Linked DNA regions of Mus musculus: region 1 is linked to region 2. Evidence: chromatin loops called from intact Hi-C (ENCODE). Cell type or tissue: heart. All regions are shown on one strand.

What was found. Peaks named below come from ENCODE experiments on the same cell type or tissue, not always from the same donor. Only the 100,000 strongest peaks of a DNase experiment are listed, where the experiment ranks them.
Region 1: it touches region 2 in a loop (21-fold over the local background); 3 of 42 quality-filtered maps call a loop at or near these places.

What each region holds. Positions count from the first base shown.
Region 1 is chr12:78,809,981-78,817,980 of GRCm38, forward strand. Mpp5 (membrane protein, palmitoylated 5 (MAGUK p55 subfamily member 5)) reads left to right here. Exons shown (of 15, transcript NM_019579.3): 5 at 7,261-7,338; 6 at 7,645-7,791. Among named protein-coding and RNA genes, the nearest start is that of Atp6v1d, 48 kb to the right of the region's middle. In heart, a CTCF peak has its summit at 4,691; no DNase peak of the experiment used is centred here.
Region 2 is chr12:78,052,902-78,060,901 of GRCm38, forward strand. No RefSeq gene overlaps it. Among named protein-coding and RNA genes, the nearest start is that of Gm6657, 140 kb to the right of the region's middle. In heart, a CTCF peak has its summit at 3,277 (motif pointing right); no DNase peak of the experiment used is centred here; H3K27me3 peaks cover 938 bases.

The sequences.
Region 1 (8,000 bases), 760 kb after region 2:
TTGACATCTTCAAAGTAGTTATTAGTCATAAAAGTGGACTGTTGCAGAGACTGATGTGATTATTGTCTGAGGTCATTGGTAGTGGTCACCTGCTAATACACTGTAATGAGAAGTGGGAAAAAAATGCTTCATGCATATGTGCTGAAATTTTTTTATGATCTAGCTAGAGCACTGATTATGAAGTTAATTTTATATATAAAATAAGTTTGTATAGTAACCAATGTTTCGATCTTAATGCATCTAGTATGGTTTTATTAAGTTAACCATTATGCATTATAAACTCATGTAAAACGATGATCTCTAATAATTAGAGATTATAAATATATAACTCTTTAAGATATATTGTTTGTTGATAGTTTATGGATCTTAGTTATGAAAATGGTATAAATGTTGCAGATTATTAATTTTTATTATTTTTTAATGTATATATGTGTTGTGCCTCCATGTATGTCTGTACACCTCATGAATGCAGTGCTCATAGAGGCCAGAGGTTGTCTGTTCCCCTAGGATTAGAGTTACATACATGTAGTTGTTAACTGCAGTATGGGTGCTGGCAGTCTAACTCAGGTCCTCTAGAAGAGGAACCTGTGCTCTTAACTATTAAACCATCTCCCCAGCCCAGATTTTGCAGTTTTACTGTTGTATAAAAGTTTCTTTTTGTTAACATGCTACTTTTAAATTCCAGATTCAGTTTCTAGTTGCTGTTCAGGATTTAATATATCTGCAAGCATCTTTCAAGTTGAAAATTTTAAAGTGTTGTACACAAGCTCAGATTTGGGGACATACATTGTCATGATTACAAAATTTTATGTTATTTTAACCTTACAAAAATAATTCTGAAAATTTATCAAATAGATGTATTTCATTGAATCCATATAAAGATAGAAAAGGAACTCGGAGAGAGTATAATTTCCAAGGCTATACATTAAATTAGAAGATACTTTATATTTGAGCATAGTGTCCCTAAGGGAGGTGTTTTCCTTGTTGAAATTCGTAAGATGGCGAAGTTTTCATAGCGTGACAGAGCAATCTAGTGTTGCCCAGGGCAGAGTAACCTCTGGACATGTTTTTAGAAAGGAAACTGGCCATCTACCAGAGTCTCAAAGAACTGGTGGACTACTTATTTCTTGAGGTATCTCCCCTCCCCTTTTTCTTTCTTGTTTGTTTGTTTGTTTGTTTGTTTGTTTGTTTTTCAAGACAGGGTTTCTCTGTGTAGCCCTGACACTCTTAAAGCTCACTCTGTAGACCAGGCTGGCCTCAAACTCAGAGAGTCGCCTGCCTCTGCCTTGCTAGTGCAAGGATTAAAGGCGTGTGCCACCAGCTCATGGCTCTGGAGCTCACCTTTCACTGTTGAAATTAATTGTGTGGTATTCTTTTCATTGAAGGAATTGTTGAGCACTGGGTATAGTTTGATGTTCTAGCATGTGTCTACCATATTTGCAGCCGTAGGTTCAATCCCCAGCAATGAGGAAATACGAATTTCCAGGGTTTTGTTTTGTTTTGTTTTGTTTTGTTTTGTTTTTAATTTAAAAAATCCATTTCTTTAGCTTTTTTATTTATTTATTTACTTAAGGTAATTTAGGCACACACCTTTAATCACAGCACTTGGGCGGCAGAGGCAGGTGGATTTCTGAGTTTGAGGCTAGCCTGATCTACAGAGTGAGTTCCAGGACAGCCAGGGCTACACAGAGAAACCCTGTCTCCGGAAAGAAAAAAAAAAAAAACAAAAACAGAGATTGAAATAGCATTACTTTGACCAGGTTGGCCTTGAACTCAGAGATCTGCTTACCTCTCTCTGTTTCCCTAGTACTAAGATGAAAGGTGTGTACTACCACCAGGCAGTTTTATTTAGAATAACTTTGGCTGAGGATGTAGCTTATTGGTAACGCATTTGTGTAGCACTGCAACCCCTGGATAAAACCCCTGGCACCACAAAAATAGTAAAATAAATAAAAGCAGAATTTTTCTGGGAGTAATGATAGACACCTGCAATCTCAGCACTCAGGAGGTGAAAGCAGGAGGACCAAAAGGGAATCCAAAGCCAAGATGGACTTATTTCAGACTAGCCTGGGATCATGTCTCGTAAAACTATGTTTCAGGAACCAAAAGTACATACATATATACATACATACATACAAGAAATTATCTCATGCTTTTTAATTGTACCTTTAAGATTTTATTTTTTTCTTTTTATTTATGTGTATTTGTGTGTGCATGCATACATGCTTGCAGATACTTGTAGAGGTCAGAAAAGAGAATTAGTCCCTGCAGCTGGAGTAACGTGGTTATGTGCTGCCCAGCATGGGTGCTGGGAACCAAAGCACAGTCCTCTCCAAGAGCAACGGTGCTGTTAACACTGAGCCATCTTCCACTCTCTACTCATGCCACTTTTAAATGGGAATCAACATAAGTGAGAAATCTTAACAAATTTAGTGAAACATTAAGAAGTGTTTCTTGTTTTTATAGCTGACAATGTAAGTTAAGTGCTGGTGAAATGGCTAAGGACGTAAAAGACACTTTCCACCAAGCCTGATATCCTGAATTTGATCTCTGAAACAAACACAGTTGAAAGACTCAACTCCTGAAATTTGTCCTCTGGTCACATGCATGCTATGGCATGTATGTACCCACATATGATTTAACACACACAGAGGAAATAAATATATTAAAAAGTAAATACTTATATGTATCAGTTAAGGACTGAAGATGGCACATAGTATTAGGATTGCATTCCTAGTACTGCCAAAATAATGTGAACAAATTCTCAAACATTTACTACAAAAGATGAGTATTAAGGCCTTAAAAAGCTTCAAAATATTAAGATTCAGATTAAATCTTTGATGATCGAAGACATAAACAAGCAATTTTTGTGGTTATTAAAATATTTTTTAAAGAAAAGGTTTATAACTTGAATTTCATTAAATAAGCTTTTGCTTATCTAAAAACATTGAAGTAAAATATAAACCAACATGTCAAGAAATAGAATTTGATACTTTTTTTTTTTTTCTCGAGACAGGGTTTCTCTGTGTATCCCTGACTGTCCTGGAACTCACTTTGTAGACCAGGCTGGCTTCAAACTCAGAAATCCACCTGCCTCTGCTGGGATTAAAGACATGTGCCACCACGCCCGGCAATACTTTCTAAAATTTGATGTGTGTGTGTGTGTCTGTGTGTGTGTGTGGGGGGGGGCTGTAGTAGCATGAGCACAGTGATTGAGGGGGACATATGTCATATGTGCAGAGCAGTGGTTTAGTGGTGAACCCTGTGGGCATAAATAATGCCAGGGCTGGGAAAGAAGAAAGAATCAGGTGATATTTAATGCTAAGGAGCTTAGACTTGATCCTATAGATGACTGAGAGACAGATGATGAGGATTACAGTGGTCATATTTCTGTTTTACAGTTGAAAATCACAAATCAAAAGTTATATAATACTTTCATAAACCAATTTGAACAATATGATTTCATTTTGGTAAAAGGTGTAAGAGATATTCCCCCAGGGATAAGGATGGAGTTTGGTATCTGACTTCTTTTTTTAAAAATTTATTTACTTTATGCATATGAGTACATCACCATTGCTCCCTTCAGACATACCAGAAGAGGGCATCAGACCTCATTACAGATGGTCATGAGCTACCATGTGGTTGCTGAGAATTGAACTCAAGACCTTTAGAAGAGCAGACAGTGTGCTCTTAACCGCTGAGCCATCTCTCCAGCCCCCCTGACTTCTTGCCTAGCATTTTAAGGCTCTGGATTCAGTCCCTGGCCTGATACAAAAACAAACAAAATGATGTATAATTGTCCTTCGTTATCATTGCACTTTATAGCCTCAGATTCAGCCTAGTTTGCTAAAAGAATCTAAATCTCTACTGAACAGACTTTTTCCCCTTGTTATTCCCTAAAAAATACAGTACAACTATTACACGTTAGGTATAAGTAGGAAAAATTTTAAAGTATATGGATGGAAAGGTATGTTAATTATATGCACATACTCTGCCCTTTTGTAGAAGAGACTTAAGTGACCTTAGCTTTGGGTATGAAACAAGAGTTCCTGTAACTAATTTCGGGTGATACTGAGAAAAAGTTATATACGTAGAGTGTGTCCAGCTTTATTGAGATATAGTTTGCAATTACTAAAAATGGGTGTTTTGTTATTGGCTCAATGTAAATATCTGTGTATGCACCTATGAAATCTACCATCCACTGTCAAGTTACTAAAATATCCTCCATCCACAAAGCTCACTTACAGTCCTGAAGAGAGTAACCACCTCTTCTTTAGCCCCTTTTGTCATTTGCAAACCTGGTTTCTGTTTTACTAATTTGCCATTTATGAACATGTCAAATAAATAGGCAACATCTGCTCTTTTGTGTCTGCATTAATTATTTTTCTTGTCAGTGTGGCAAAATACCTGATAAGAAGCAACTTGAATGGGGATGATTTGTTTGGGCTCACAGATTGGGGGAAGACATAGCTTATTCTGGCTGTGAAGGCATGGCATTGGGACAGCTCACTGTGGCAGAAGGAATGTAGGGCAGCAGGCTACATTGCCTTGGCAATTAGGAAACATAGAGATGCTGGAAGTTATAACCCATGGCATATGCACACACATAAGCCATCAGCAGCCCACTTCCTCCAGTTAGGCCTCACAAAACTAACAGCACCACCTGGAGGATCAGATGTTCCAACATAAGCCTATGGGGACACTTCACATTCAAACCATGGCAGCATCTGATTTCCTCTGCTCAGTCTAATCTTAAGGTTCATTTCTTCTGTGAATGTATCAAATTAAAGCAACACTTCACAAATGATGGGCATGTGACCAGTCCTCCAGGTCCCAGTCCCAGTGATGCTTTCTGAGTAGTAGACTGTGTGACAATGTGTCGTGTCATTTCTATCGTGAGACATTGGCTGTTTGCTATTACTGATCCATTTTTAATTGTTCTTACACTTGTTTATTGCATAGTGTGAGTGTGTGCATGTGAGTATGTGCATGCTGTGGTGTGAGGATGTAGGTCAGAAGAAAACTTTGAAGAGTCAGTTCCCTTCTTCAACCATGTGGATTCTGGGAAATGAACAGGGGTTGTTTTCAGGCTGTTGGCAAGTGCCTTTACCTACTGAACCATCTTGTCAGCTTTTTGGCTACTGACTCTCAGATATGTGGTGTGGTGGTGTCTTGTTTTAATTTGCCTTTCCATCATGATTGCTGACACTATTTTTGTGTGGTCATTGGCCATTTCTCTGTTTTTAATGAAATGGGTGGTCAAGTCTGTTTTCATTGGGCAGTGGGAGGAGGCAGGTCACATATAAGAACAGTCTTTAAATTCCCTTGGCTTTGTAAGTGAAGTTCTCGGACACTAGCATAGATAATGTCTATGCCTGCTGCTACAGAAATGAGTATTTATCAGAGTTCTGCTTTTTTTTTTTAAGATTTTAGAGATGCCTAGGAACTGACTTAAAAATATAAACAGAAAAAAAGTGTCTTACATAAAATATTACTGAGTTGATTGTAGCCTTTTTTATTTTTTTTACACTCCATATTTTATCCCCCCTCCCAATTGTAGCTTTTATAAAGTCTTGATTTCTTTTTTTTTTTTTTTAATAATTCAAAACTGTCCCTCTCCGAGTTGCTTTCTCCAGCAGTCAAAAAGTATTTGGTCAGGGATTATAGATTTCAAATTAACTTTGAGTAGTTTTCATGAAGTTTCAAAAGGAAAGCAGTGTCTTTAAAATCAGCTTTCACTTACCTAAAGTTTTTAGGTACCAAAACTGGAGGACAGAGTAGTTTCAGTACTATGTTTTGTTTATTAGACAGTGTTTTAATGGTTAGCCCTGTCTTATCTGGAACTCACAGAGATGCTCTTGCCTATGGAATGAGGGGATTAAAGGCACCAAGCACTGTCCTAGTAGGTTGGGTTTTTTTTATTTTATTTTATGTTTGTGTATGTTTGTGTGTACGTGCGTGTGTGTGTGTGCGCGCGTGTGTGTGTGCACATGCACATGTGCATGCATGCACTTACAGGAACCAGAAGGCATCAGCTCCACTAGATTTGGAGTTACAGGAGGTTGTAATCTGTCTGCTATGGGCTCTGGGAATCAAACTTCAATCTTTTTATAAGAACAGCAAGAGCTCTGAACTATGGACCCATCTCTTCAGACTTTATCATTGATTTGGTATGCTTGTTTTGGTCAAAATTGGTCCTCATTTTATCATCCTAAAGGTTTAATTGGAGAACTGCTAATAAAATAACCATAAAGAATATAGAATTCCTGTTTTAATCATTGGTACACTTATATTTTCATTAATTTGACAATTTTTGTTTTGTTATTTACTTTATTGCAGTGTACCATTTTGGAGTGGGGGTTTGGAGGCACAAGGGCAAAAAGAGGCATAAACAGTAAGAGTACACAGTATAATCTTTGGGAGAAAGTAGTGTGCAGAGGAACATATCTACCTCAATATTCATTGGTAGAAGATTGTGTGCAGAGGAACATGTCTACCTCAGTATTCATTGGTAGAAGATTGAAAATTGCAAATAAGTGGACTTAATTTTTTGTTCATGTAGTTAAAAGCAAGGAAACAGGAAAGAGTACTTAAATTTCTTAATGGAAAGAGTAGATAATATGACATTAATCTTTTAAAGTAGACAATACCTATAGTACATTAGTTAAGCCATCCAGCAGTGTTAGGAAAGATCACAAGTGCAGACTCAGATTGAAGTCATCTGGTCAGCCTTTGAAGGGCTTTACACAGTGGACACCAGCCTGCCCATGAGGAAAGAAAGACACAGGGGCCTGAAAAATGTATCATAACTGTGGGAGTTTATCCTGAGAACACATTGTCCAACATTACATTTATCTTGTAAATCTATAACTTTAAATTTTCATCTCAGATTTTTAATAGTATTTGAAACATAGGATTTAAATCTCTAAAGTAGCATAATAACTACTGAGTGGGGCATATATCCTGTCATGTAATTATTATAGTAGATTTTATACTGTGTTAGAAGGAAATTTCAAAAGTGAAACAGTTCATTTGTAGTTGTAAATACCATGATATTTGAAGTATGCTTTAAAAAAAAAAAAGGAATGTTCTTTTTAAAGATCTCTGGGAAAGGATTTTTTTTCTTCATGTTTCTTTAGTGTTTTTCTTTACTCTTGAGGGTTTTTTGCCATTTTATTCTCATTTAAAAATATTCTCCTGTATAGATACTACTGCTAATTCTTATGAACCAGGAAAAAAAATTTTTTTTTATTTCTTTAGGTACAAACTGTCTTAAAGCCAGTCCATCAGAAGGAAGGACAAGAACTAACTGCCTTGTTGAATGCTCCACATATTCAGGTAGAAAAAGGACAGAATGTTGTTTGTTTCCAGTATTTGTTTTTTTTAAATCATAGTCTCTTAGTCTTGGAAGAGACCTAGTCATGCAGAAAGCAGAGTAATTATTGCTGGGTTATACATTCCATATGTAAAACTATACAAAGTATGTTTTAAAATAGCTTATTTTTAAAAACTGGGCAAAAGTCCCTTACATATTTGTCATGTTTTAGGCCCTTACAGACTTGATTGTAATACTATGTGCATGAGCAAACTATACAGAAATAAATTGTGGTCTTACTTTTCATACGGTGGGTTTCTTTGAAACAGGCACTTTTACTGGCCCATGATAAGGTTGCTGAGCAGGAAATGCAGCTAGAGCCCATTACAGATGAGAGAGTTTATGAAAGTATCGGCCATTACGGGGGAGAAACTGTAAAAATAGTTCGTATAGAAAAGGCTCGGGATATTCCATTGGTAAGTGTTCTCATGTCTGATCTAAGATTGTTTTCTATGCAAAGACCTCATATGGTGTACAGTTGAAGATCCCATTATGTTCCTGGAGAGTTTTCTCTTTGTGAGTTGTTACAATTGTTACAGCAATTTGTTACAATTGTAATATGCTCTTGCTCAAAACCCTTATTAGGTTGAAAAACTAATTTCATTACCTTTTCTCATAACTTAAA
Region 2 (8,000 bases):
TGGGCCTTGAATTCCTGATCTTTCCAAAACTTTTATCATGAATGGGTGTTGGATCTTGTCAAATGCTTTTTCTGCATCTAACGAGATGATCATGTGGTTTTTGTCTTTGAGTTTGTTTATATAATGGATTACATTGATGGATTTTCGTATATTAAACCATCCCTGCATTCCTGGAATAAAACCTACTTGGTCAGGATGGATAATTGCTTTAATATGTTCTTGGATTCGGTTAGCAAGAATTTCATTGAGGATTTTTGCATCGATATTCATAAGAGAAATTGGTCTGAAGTTCTCTATCTTTGTTGAGTCTTTCTGTGGTTTAGGTATCAGAGTAATTGTGGCTTCATAAAATGAGTTGGGTAGAGTACCTTCTACTTCTATTTTGTGAAATAGTTTGTGCAGAACTGGAATTAGATCTTCTTTGAAGGTCTGATAGAACTCTGCACTAAACCCGTCTGGTCCTGGGCTTTTTTTTGGCTGGGAGACTATTAATAACTGCTTCTATTTCTTTAGGTGATATGGGACTGTTTAGATGGTCAACTTGATCCTGACTCAACTTTGGTACCTGGTATCTGTCCAGAAATTTGTCCATTTCGTCCAGGTTTTCCAGTTTTGTTGAGTATAGCCTTTTGTAGACGGATCTGATGGTGTTTTGGATTTCTTCAGGATCTGTTGTTATGTCTCCCTTTTCATTTCTGATTTTGTTAATTAGGATTTTTTCCCTGTGCCCTTTAGTAAGTCTAGCTAAGGGTTTATCTTTCTTGTTGATTTTCTCAAAGAACCAACTCCTCATTTGGTTAATTCTTTGAATAGTTCTTCTTGTTTCCACTTGGTTGATTTCACCCCTGAGTTTGATTATTTCCTGCCGTCTACTCCTCTTGGGTGAATTTGCTTCCTTCTTTTCTAGAGCTTTTAGATGTGTTGTCAAGCTGCTAGTATGTGCTCAGGGTATGGCTTTTTTGGAGAAGGTGTGTCACTGGGGTTGGGCTTTGAGGTTTCAAAAACCCATGTCATTCCAAGTAGCTCTCTTTCTACCTCCAACTTTCAGATCAGGATGTAAGCTCTTAGATACCAACACTGTGCCGGCTTGCCTGCTGTCTTGCTCCTCGCAATGATGATCATGGATTCTAACTCTTGGGAACTGTGAGCCTCATTATAAGTTGCCTTGGCCATCGTGTCTCTTGACAACAATATAAAAGTAACTGGATCAAGCGCTGTGAATACGGTTTTTCCCCCATCAAAATAGTTGATAGAAATCACAATCCCTGGCACTATCTTTTGTTGTTTCTTGGGAAGGTACCCAATCTGCATCCATTAGCACACTCACTACAGATACCTGAGTATCTATATGTAGCCCTCAGACTTTCTTCTGTCCTGCATTCCAAGTCTTGCTGGCCTCTTCATGAGTTAATAAGTCACAAAACCTCTTGGTATGCCTCTTTTCTATTTGTGTAAGAGTCTCATTTTTACCTTTTGGAGAAATATGCTTTAGCAACAAACACCACAACCTAGGAGAAGACCATTAGAACAACCTGAAGGACAGGCTTATCTAATGGTAAGATCTCTTCTTACAAAGTGGATGATCCAAAAGTTGTTGGTGAAATGAGGCAAGAAATGGGAGTGTGTGAGCAAGGTAAGATTGGGGTTCAGGGAAAGATGAGTAGTAGTTAGTAAATCTAAGGAGAATTAATGGTTATCATTTTTAACTAAGGAATTATGTTCAACACATGGCCCTCCACATGGTTCTGCATTACTCATTCCTCCTCCCAGATGAGAGACCTAGCCAACTCATCAACTCACAGTCCAGTGTGTCTTCTTATGTCCTTCTCTGGGGACCAGAAAGTCTACTCAGATGACAGTTACATAACCAAGGGAGCTACTCAAGTATTCTTTAAAGAATAAGCAATGTCTCCCTCCAAGGTGATTTCTGTCCTTAACTAGACCACAAAGCAGATGCCACTAAAAGAAGAAAGAGGGATCCCAAACTGAATGTTGTGCACCCCTTCTGATAGAGCACACACACACACCTGCTGTGCTAGCATCTTTGGAGGCTGCCCCACTCTACCAATCCAGATTCCAGATGGAAAACTGAAGTCTGCAGCTGTCTCTGAAAACATGTGAAGTACTTAGCCTCCTCAAGCTTCTCTTCTCCCAAAAGCTGTCTCAGGAAGCCTTACTCCCTGTCCTCTCCACTCCGACCCCCAGACAGACCAAGCCCAGAAGAACCATGACCTTTGCCTTGATTTCCCAACCCTGAACACACTGAGGGGAGAAGCAGCATGGGAGTGGGGGTGTCTTAGTTAGGATTTTTCTGCTGTGAGCAGACACCATGACCAGGGAAAGTCGTATAAAAGACAATATTTAATTGGGGCTGGCTTACAGGTTCAGAGGTTGAGTCCATTATCATAAAGGTGGGACCATGGATGGCAACTTCTAGGCAGGCAGGCAGGCAGGCACAGTGCAGGCAAAGCTGAGAGTTCTACATCTTCATCTGAAGGCTGCTAGTGGAAGACTCACTTCCAGGCAGCTAGGGTGAGGAATTTTTAGCCTACACCCACAGTGATACACCTACTCCAACAGGGTCACACCTTCTAACCATGCCACTCACTGGCTCAAGCATATACAAACCATCACAGGGGGGAAGCCATCTCGTTCAGACCAGTACTCCTTAAGAAGGCATCTCTGCAAATGTTCTCCAACCTTCAACAGCACAAGACAGATGGCATCCTTTAAAGACGCTTTTATGTCTTTCTCATTAGTCTAGGTCAGAGGAAAACTCCCCAACCAGCAGCAGGTATCATGAATTCTGATATCTGAGCATCCAATGTTTGTATGTGCCTCAGGAGTTGGTTGCTTCACTGTGCCTCCCAATATGATTGCTACAGGTACCTGGAAAAGGTGGTTTGGCTTACAAGCCCAAAGCTTTCCTGCTCAGCAGAGGTCTTCTTCAGGAAAGTACTCATGTGTCTAAAACTGGAGGAGGTTGTAGCCATTCCAAGTGGTGCAGTTTTTCAGCGTCAGAAGGGCTAGAGGGGGTGCTACCATAGAACACCATCCTGGCAGCCACTGGGATGTAACCTTAGAGTGATAGGGCACAGATATCCTGGCGTTTCTCAGTTACAGAGTTCTTGATACCCCTCAAAGAATAAGCACGCCCCAAATTCAGATGCATGGGGGTTCGGGGCAGTCGGGAGTGAGTGCCAGGCATACCTAATTCCAACAGCCGCTATGGTCCGAGAAAGGTACAAAGTGCCAGTGTAATTCAAGAATGTCGCCGCAAGATGGCAGGCTTTAACCTCTAATCCCAAAGCTCCAGCACTCTGTTTCCTGCAGGGCTGGGGGGCACGGGAGGTGGGGGGTACCAAGGTGATGAGCTGTATGTAGGCAGAGGCATCTCTTCATTTATTAATATTCCCAGATGCAGCTTGAGGAGATTTCATGTCACTTTAGGGAACTGATTTGTTTTGGCATCCATTTTCTTTAAGAAGAATAATTTCCTAATCATTTGTCAGATAAGGCACTTTTAAATTTTAGTTCCTCCCCTCACGGGGGGGGGGGGGCGGGGAGGGAGTCTGCCTGAAAGATTCGAGATAGAAAGGTTATATATTTGGCCAGAATATGTATCTATGTGTTCACAACATAACGATGCTGTTTTCCAGGGGTCCCAGGGAATAAACAACTTACCTTCTGGTAAAACAAACATTGATGGGCCTTATAGGAACACAACGAAGCCAGAGGGCTAAAGTTATATTAACAGTGACTCTAAATGCTGCTTCAAGTCTCAACTATAATTATAATTTTCACCATCAACTCCACTGGCTCTTTCTTCTAATGATTTCACCACCAACTTTAAAAAAAAAAAGAAGTGATACAGGAATTTGTGTCTCAAGGTATTCAAGGTTATCATCTTCTAAAAGCAGAAAACGGGTAATCTGCTCCAATTGCTTAGAAAGATGATTGCTTGCTTGTGTGTGTAGAGACTCTGTGAGGGTGGGAGGCAGGAACCCCCACAGAGGGGACAGACAATCTGACACTGGGTACTGTGGCTACCTAAATAATCTGAGTTCTGGACAAAACAGGGAATTAATTTGATTGCATCTGGATGAAGTCGGTTTCATACCAATAAGAACCAGATAAGGGACTAGAGAGAGTTAACTGGGAGCATCTTAACTCAAATTAAGGTATAATTTCCTTAGGGTTTTCAAAATAACAATAGCTTGCAGAAGGTAGTTAGCACTCATACTGGGAGAAGACTTGGCCCATCCTGTTAATAAAGACTTGCTCCTGGGTCCAACCACAAGAGCCAGTAATTAGATTCCACTACTCTGTGTCCCAAGCAGCTTGCTAGGTGACCATTAGCCTCTTCCCCAGAGGTGGAAGTGGTGATCCAGGGATGTCACACAGGTCAGGACTCATGAAGACAAGAGCAATTAACCTCCCTCCAAGTGTGTGTCTGGCTGGGAGGGGAAGCAGAGACAGGACTGTGCACGGTACATTAAAAAGCATTTATGAAGGGGTAGGTCAGAAGAGCTCAGGGAAAGAACCATGTAATGAGTGATGGTTATTAATGACCATTATTATCCTTGTCCTGACCCAAGGACTATTCCTTCAAGATTGTTTACTTAGTATGCAGAAGTGAAGCTCCGACACAAGGGGCTCCGGGACTCTATTAATCCACTGGTGATACACACAGAGAAAATAGCTCCATAAAGTGAAATTCTCTCCTAAAAATTAATATATACAAATGAAAATTTTAGAGCCCTCGTGGTCTACCAGAAGAGAAATGGATCGATCCTCCGTGCAGTGAATCCCATAATGGAGGGCGTCAGGGCAGTTTAACATGAAAAGGATATTGATCTCTCTTGTTACTTGATTCAACTTGATTCCTTCTGGATTGCCAGAGGCCTCTGTGACAGCGTAGACTTTGGTCTGGAGGGCAATCAAGAGCCATACTTTCTGGTCTTCTATTTATTCATTAAAGTTTGACAATATTTCTACAGGGGAAAATAAGGAGAATTCAGAGAAAGTCTTCATGTATGCCAGGTCCTTTTCAGACTAAGAAATGTGTGAACAGGCTGCTTCAGAGGTGCTGGGAAAGAAGATAGACAGGCAGGCCATCACAGCATGATGGTGATGTTTGTTGAGGTTTGGTTTATAGTTTTACTTATTAAACTGTAAGAATTCATTAATACAACTCTATTAATATTTTAGACAGTACTTCCCAAAAAGAGAATTTAAGAAAAAACAAAGTCCCCTTTTTATCAGTTCATACCACCTAAATTATCTGTCTTCTGTGGATGGCACTGCTAATGCATGATATGTGCCTGAGATTTTCTGTGGTCTTTGCATCTACACACACACACACACACACACACACACACACATGCACACACACACAGTTACACACACACACACACGTACACATGCACACACACATACATACACAGGTACACGTGGACACACACACAGTTACACACACACACATGCATGTGCATGCACACACACATACATACACAGGTACATGTGGACACACACACATGAGCACACAAAGTGAAAGTCAGGAACAGAGATTCTGTAAAAACAGAATGAGACCATGTCAGCTTTCCCTTACTATAACAAAATACCTGAGACAATCAAGGTGAAAGGAGGAAGATCTCTTGGACTCATTGTAGAGGTTTCTACTCATAATCACTTGGCCCTGTCACTTTGGGCCTATGGCAGACATATATGGTGATCAAAGCTTTATACAGCATGGTGGCTGGGAGGTACAGAGAAGGGCATGAGGTATCCACGGCCTCAGTAGCCCCTTCACTGACCCATCCCAGAAAACCCAACTTCCTTCTACTTCTACCTGACTCTACCACCCAACAGTCCCAACCACTTCCCAGGAATGCAATAAGAAGTTGGTAACCAAGCCATTAGCATGTGAGCCTTTCCCACACATTTACAGCCCAAACTATAATGAAACCGTTCATGTTACAGAATTTAATATGCTTTGGGAATTGTTCAGTGAAAGTAAAACTCCTTTATTCTTTAATAAGTCATACCACTCCATGGTATGAAAACCTTTTCACTTGATGTTTTTCTTTTGTCTTAAGGGTCTCACTATGTAGCCCTGGCTGTCCTAGAACTCTCTCTCTCTGTAGACCAGGCTGGCCTCAAACTCACAGAGATCCATTAACCTCTACCTTCCAAGTGCTGGGATTAAAGGTGCATGCCACCACTGTCCAGAAAGCCTCATGTTTAAAACGAGGTAAAACAGTTAAATCCATCAAGCTGACTGTATATGGAATAGACACTAGCAATACAGACAGAGTGTGTGGAGACAGACCAGCAGAGAGGAGTGTGACCAGACACCTCTGCCTGCAGATACAGTCTGTCGAGGGGAGAGGGAGAAGAGGAAAGCCCAAATGGGCTAAAGGCTTATTTAAAAAAAAATAAAAAAGACTGAGTTTAACTAAAGACTCCTAAATTTGTTCTGAACTGGCAAGGGTAAGCTTATTTATCACCATGAGTAAAAAGAAAGAAAAAACCCTGAGTGTTAGTTACTCGAGCTCCGTTTCCCATTATACAACTTAAATGTTACTATCTCAGAGTGCTGGGGGCTAGGAGCTATCGATGAAGACACCAAAAAAGTTGGTTTTAAGTTGCAGAGAGAGAGAGAGAGAGAGGCTTTCAGACTCCCTCTCTAGCTCCTTGTAGTTCAACGGCAATCCTCCACATTATTTGGCTTATCAATATTTGGTTTACAGAACCATTACTCTCCTCTGTCTACATCTCGTGATTTCCCTGTGTGTATGGCCATGTCCAGACTCCCCCTTTTTATTAATCATATCGGGTTGGGGCTCACCCCAGTGAGCTCCTTTCAATTTAGTTATTTCTGTAGAAATTCTCTCCAAATAAGAACATGTTCTGAGATACAGGGTTTAGAATCCCAACATATCTCTGGCAGGAGGTAGAGGGGAGGGGGAACAGAAGATTTTAATACACAACAAATGTGAAGACTAAAGGGAAACACGGCTCTGCTTTTGCCCATTTAAATTGTCTACACTGAAATGTGTCCCTGCAATACAATTTCGCTTGCATCCACAAATAGAAAAATTAGGGGCTGGGGATGTGACTCGTCAGTAAAGTGCTTGCCACACAAGCCTGACACATGAGCTGGATTCCCAGCACCCACATAAAAGCCAGCCACTATGAAGGTGGAGGTGGGAGGATCCCTAGAGCTTGCTGGCCAGCCAGTCTAGCCTAATTAGCAAACTCTGGGCTCAGGGAGACTCTGTCTCAATAAGCGAAGTGGAGAGCAACTGAGGAGGAAGACACCCAGCATAAATCCCTGGCCTCCACGTGGGTGTGCGTGCATACATAAACACACAGGGAGAAAGGAGAGCAGGAGAAGAAACAGAAAAATTAATTGCAAAGTGTACATCTAAAAATACTTACATCAACAGAAGGGACAGAGCCCAAGAGAAGGCACAAGAATGAGAGACCTACTTGTTCTCTCATGCAGGAATCCCATAAAAACACTAAACTGAATGCCTGGATGCCGTAATGTAAGTTCAGAGGCGCTGGTGCAGCCCCGTGCAGCCCTGTGCAGCCCCATGCAGCCCCGTGCAGCCCCACGCACACTGCTCCAGCCTCTGTGACTTCATATGAACTTTCTCATGTTGATTATGGGGGTCTTGTTTCTTGGTTTCCTCCTTTCCCTCTGGCCCTCACACTCTTTCTGCCTCCTCTTCTGAGGAGTTTCCTGAGTTCTAAAGGGGGGGGGTAATAGAGATACCCCATTTTCTGTTGGTCTGTCTTGTTCAATTCCAAAGTGATTGTTTTTCTCTTATCTTATTATGTTTTATTTTGTGGTATTTTTTAAAAAATGGATGAATGAAAACTTTGCTACTAGGATAAAAGTTAACAACTGAATTTTCACTTACATGTGCTGGGAGAGGAGAAAAAAACATTTGTGTTCTCCAATAGAAGAACACTGGGTATATCAACCCCTC